Linked DNA regions of Homo sapiens: region 1 is linked to region 2. A link is a loop called in an ENCODE intact Hi-C map of the cell type or tissue named here. Cell type or tissue: HepG2. All regions are shown on one strand.

Region 1 (2,500 bases), 330 kb before region 2:
AAGTGTGATCCCCAAACCAACAGCATTGGCATCTTGGTTCTCAAACATTAAGGAACAGCACAGTCGCTTGGCTGGCTTATTAAAAACAAAGATTGCTGGACCCCATCCTCAGAGTCTGCGATTCAGTAGGTCTGGAGTAGAGCTTGAGAATTTGCATTTCTGTCAGGTTCCAAGATAATATGATGTTGCTGGTCTGGGACTACACTCCAAGAAACACTGAAAACAGACTTTGCTTTCACCTTTGATTTATGAATCCCTCTTTGCCATATATAATCATAGCATATATTTTGTATATGTGATATATAAATTGATAAACTTTCATTTTTCATTCTGAATTCTGTATGCTTGTTATTGAGAACTGATTGTCATCTCACTCTTCTGTGAATGGACTCTTTCTGTTTTCTAACTTGATCTCTTTTACATGGGCAAGCTATTGACTTGGCTATATTTAACTAGGCATTTGATTGACCTTTCCTATTAATTATTAATCTTGTAGCTTTTTAGTTGATTCTTTGGGCTTTCTAGGTAAGCAACCATATTATTTCTATTTTTCCTCTTTGAGCGATTCCTAAAATGGCTGTCTGTGAAATGTCTTTCATATTTGTTAACATGTTGCTTTTCTTTCTCTTCCTTTTTTTATTATGGTTGTGCATCTCATGTCTATACTCTTTGTTTTTATGCAGTCTCAAATCTCCTGTTTGTATCTCCAAAGTAGTTAATAATTTTTATTCATATACTTTAAAATGCACTCTTTTTGGAAATTGTAACCACTGCTGCAATCAAGATACAGAACAGTTACACCACGTACCAAAATTTTCTCCTTTTCCCTTTCTAGTCAAACTCTCTTATCGCTGCAAGTACTGGCAACCACAAATTTCTTTTCTTTTCCTTTGGTTTTGCCCTTTCCAGATATCATATAAATGGAATCATGCGATATGTAGCCTGATGGGATTCAGAACACACCACCCCAAAATATGGCACATTGCATATTGAATATTTTAAGCTGAAGGAATTTGAGAAATGGCAGGTACAGGAAGGACTCTCTGACCTTCCTCTGAAGAAGGTCATAAGACATGTCATGTGAGAGGTGCCCTCCCTGCACCTGGAGGGGGAAGGGGCATTCCTGTCTCCAAAGGCGGAAGAACGCTGAGGATTCCAAATGAACTCCACAGGCCTTGCTAAGTTTCCCCTGGTTTGCTAACTCCCTTTTAGCTCATACGCTTTGTCCTGTCACATTTTTTCACAACCTCCCACTCTTTATCAAACCTAGCATAAAAACACCCAGGTTAACTGTTTCCTTCCATCTGCGTTTCCATATGAAGACTCCCATATCATATAACACTTCTATTAAACAGATGTGTTTACTTTTCTCTTTTAAATCTTTTGTTAGTCTAATTTACAGGGCCCAGCCAGAGAACCTGGGAGGGTAAGCGAAAAGAATATTTTTTTCTTCCCCTACAAGCTCTTTTAGTCTGGCTTCTTTCATTTAGCAATATTTTTGGTTTCATCCATATTGTTTCATGTTCATTCCTTTTTATTGCTGTGTGCTATTCCATTGTATGAATGTACCACAGTGTTTTTAATCTGTTAATCACTTGAAGCATCCTAGGTTGCTTGCAGTTTGGGGCAATTATGAATAAAGCCACTATAAACATTCACATACGGATTCTTATGAGAACATGTCCAGTGTCATTTCTGATTTTCCTACTAGGTTTTTCATTTTCATGTAGTCTTTACTTATTGTGATATGTTCTTTTCTCATAATGGCTTCCTCTGATTCCTAGAGTCAGTGTCCTTTTGTGTGTTGTTAAGAACAAGGTTCAAAACTGAAAAATTCTTTTATTTTTTGATTTACATTTCATACTGACAAGAATTAGTCTTTCTTCAGCACTTTGGTTTTTTTTTCTCTTTTGCTCCTGAAACTTTTGTATGCTCTGAGATAATTTTTCTTTGCTCATCCGTAAGAGAGAAACCTACAGGCACTTTTGAGGTATAGATAAAATTAGGTACTTTAAGTACTGCTATGAGTTCTGACAGATTGGTACAGGGGCCCACCTATAATTCTTCCAAGTGGACCTTCCCAGATCTGTATCAAAGGAAGTAACAAAACTCAACTTTCAGTAGGTGGCTGGATAGGAAATGGAGCAGTGGGGAATTCAAGCTCCATGCTGGTCACCTTCTCTCATACGTTGTCTTCCCAGTTGTTGCATTTTAGTTGACAAGTGTAACTAGTTCCAGGCAGATGCCCCTTCCCCACATATGGTAGGCAAAACCTAAAAATGGTTCCCAATATTCTTACCCTCTGCTGCACCTACCTTGTGTTGTTCCCTCCCCCTGAATGTGGGTGGAACCTGTGGATATAATGGGCTGTTCCTCCAGTATTGTATAGCCACTCATGGCTGTTGAACATTTAAATATGTCTAGAATGACTGCGCAACCGAATGTTTCATTTATTTAATTAATTTAAAACTAAATAGCCGCATGTGGCTAGTGGCAGCTG
Region 2 (2,500 bases):
TGGCCAGGCTGCTCTCAAACTCCTGGCCTCAAGTGATCCACCTGCCTCAGCCTTCCAAAGTGCAGGGATTAGAGGCGTGAGGCACCACACCCGGCCTACTTTAAATTTTTTTTTTTTTAAGTACTTTGCAGCCTGATGCAGTGGTTCACGCCTGTAATCCCAGCACTTCAGGAGGCCAAGGCAGGAGGAGTGCTTGACCCCAAGGTTTAAGAACAGCCTAGCACCATTGGGAGACTTCATCTCTATAACAATTTTAAAAATTAGCCGAGTGTGATGGTGTATACCTGTAGTCTCAGCTACTTGGGAGGCCGAGGTGGGAGGATCACTTGGCCCCAGAGGGTCGAGGCTGCAGGGAGCCACTGCAGCCCAGCCTGGGTGAAAGAATGAAACCTTATCTCAAGCAAAAAAAAAGTACTTTGCGTTCATGGATTTCACTGTACATTATAGTATAGCAATTAAGAACATGAATTCTGGATTCCGATTACCCAGGTTTGAATCTTGATTCTACTATTACAAAAAATATGATCTTGGGCAAGTTACTCAATGTCCCTCCACCTCAGTTCTCCCTATGTAAATGAGTGATAGTACTACCTGCTTCATAGGATATACATGGAAATGGCTTAGCAGTCAATAAATATTGACTACTATTTTCATTATTAATTTGTGGTGCATGCCAAGGCATTATTTTACTTTAACTTGTGAAGTAAAAGTTGCCCAATATCTTATCATTTCAAATGTTGTATTCATCAGCCATAGATTTCTGACAATGGCAGATGAAACCAGACCAACTGCTGAGATTCCTCCATGAGAATGACAAATTAACAGAAGGAGATTCCAATAATACTACTACAGCGTTGGCCATTCTTACGGACAGACATTTCTTCCTCTTACTCTTTATGTCTTTTTTTTTTTTTAAAGAGAATATTCTAGAATGGAGGCCTGGACTTACCATTCTCTTTCTTACAAGTTAAGAGAAGGCTGCCCCAGGGTGCCTCAGTGCCACCTGTTTCTCATCTATTGAGACTTTGATCCTGAGAATGGATTCACTTGAGCAGTTAGATAGCTCAGCCCTGACACAGCCGACCGCGCTTGGAAAGGAAGCAGAAGTTTTAAAGGGTGGCATGGTTTGCTTCATTACCAGACAAAGGCCAGCAGGATATTCAGGTGTACTGAGTTTTATGTACAAACTATACTATATTCTCAGAGCTTTGACCCTTGGAAAAACACAGTTAAAATGTTTTCCTCTCCATCTGACATTCATTTCCAGAACCAGTGAAGTGAAAGGGTCTATTAGTTCAAGGCCAGATTTGAAAGCACATGAAAACTACATTCATGAGGTTAAGAAATGGCTTAATAATTAAGTTAAAACACTTGAAAGTGGGTCTAATTTCAGACAGGTCAGCTAACCGTGCTAGAAGCAAATGAGGGCGTGTTTCTTCCTATTTTTCCTTCCACCCCCAAGATAACTGGCTCCCAAGCAGTTTTTTCTGTTCCTTTTTTTTCTTACTAAACTTTATGTGAGACTAAATTCTTCATCGCTGCTAAGTTCACGTCACAAACAATTAAAACCATAGTACGTTTAATATTTTATGCATTTTTCTTTCATTTTGTATCTTGTTAGTTTCTTTTACAGACTGGTTAGGACGTATTTGAGTTTCACAGTCTAGATACATAGCTTTTATTCTATGCTGCTGAGCTATATTTTATTGACCGTTGCAGCTGAATTAGTATGACTGTCACTTCACACTGTGTTTAGTGTGTTTACAATACCTTCCGTGTACCAATTTGAGTACCATCCAAAGTATCATCAGAGCAAGCTGATGCTAAACAATTAGCTTTCATTTCACTTGCATCACTAATTGTGCAATCACTGATGATAATTCTCTTCCTCCTGAGGGTTGTAGCTGGAGCATCGTGAGGGAAATTGCATGCATCAGGGAACTAATTGTGCCTTGATAATAATAATAGCTACCATTTAGTGAACCACTACTATGTGCTTGGTATTGAGGCTCTTTACTCGTATTACTTCAGTTTATTATTCTAGCCTGGCCTAGGGCAGCTAGAACACGATGAAGTTCTTTATACAGCTGTACACACCCACATAGAGGCATCATAGGATGGGACTGAGCAGGCATTTTCCCCACCTCTCCATCCTTTGTCCACGTTCAAGATAGGAGGCAGAAGGAGCAGTGAGCCTGGGACAAAGACGTGGACCGACTTCCCTAGCTAAGCGCTAAGGAAAAGAACCAGGCCCCCGAGCCTGAATTACTTACATATGCAACATGCAGGTAGCACCTGGCCTCTTATAATATGTTTCAATGTTTATTATCCAGGAACGGAATGAAATCTTAGAGATGGAAATAATGAATATGGGCTTGGTCTTCGAGAAGTTTTTGGTCTTGGCTGTTCCTCTGGTAATACTGCTAATCAATTGTGACCCTGGTAGGGAGGGATTGGTGTGAGGGAAGTGGTCTTGTATAGGTATGCTAGCTCACCTGTG

The links. A loop is a pair of places that touch in the nucleus more often than their neighbours do. Peaks named below come from ENCODE experiments on the same cell type or tissue, not always from the same donor. Only the 100,000 strongest peaks of a DNase experiment are listed, where the experiment ranks them.
Region 1: it touches region 2 in a loop (23-fold over the local background); 2 of 110 quality-filtered maps call a loop at or near these places.

What each region holds. Positions count from the first base shown.
Region 1 is chr6:20,881,095-20,883,594 of GRCh38, forward strand. All of the region lies in intron 9 of CDKAL1 (CDKAL1 threonylcarbamoyladenosine tRNA methylthiotransferase), which reads left to right. Among named protein-coding and RNA genes, the nearest start is that of CDKAL1, 350 kb to the left of the region's middle. RefSeq lists an enhancer at 984-1,278. In HepG2, no CTCF peak of the experiment used is centred here; no DNase peak of the experiment used is centred here.
Region 2 is chr6:21,207,117-21,209,616 of GRCh38, forward strand. All of the region lies in intron 15 of CDKAL1 (CDKAL1 threonylcarbamoyladenosine tRNA methylthiotransferase), which reads left to right. Among named protein-coding and RNA genes, the nearest start is that of LINC00581, 300 kb to the right of the region's middle. In HepG2, no CTCF peak of the experiment used is centred here; a DNase peak (open chromatin) is centred at 1,255.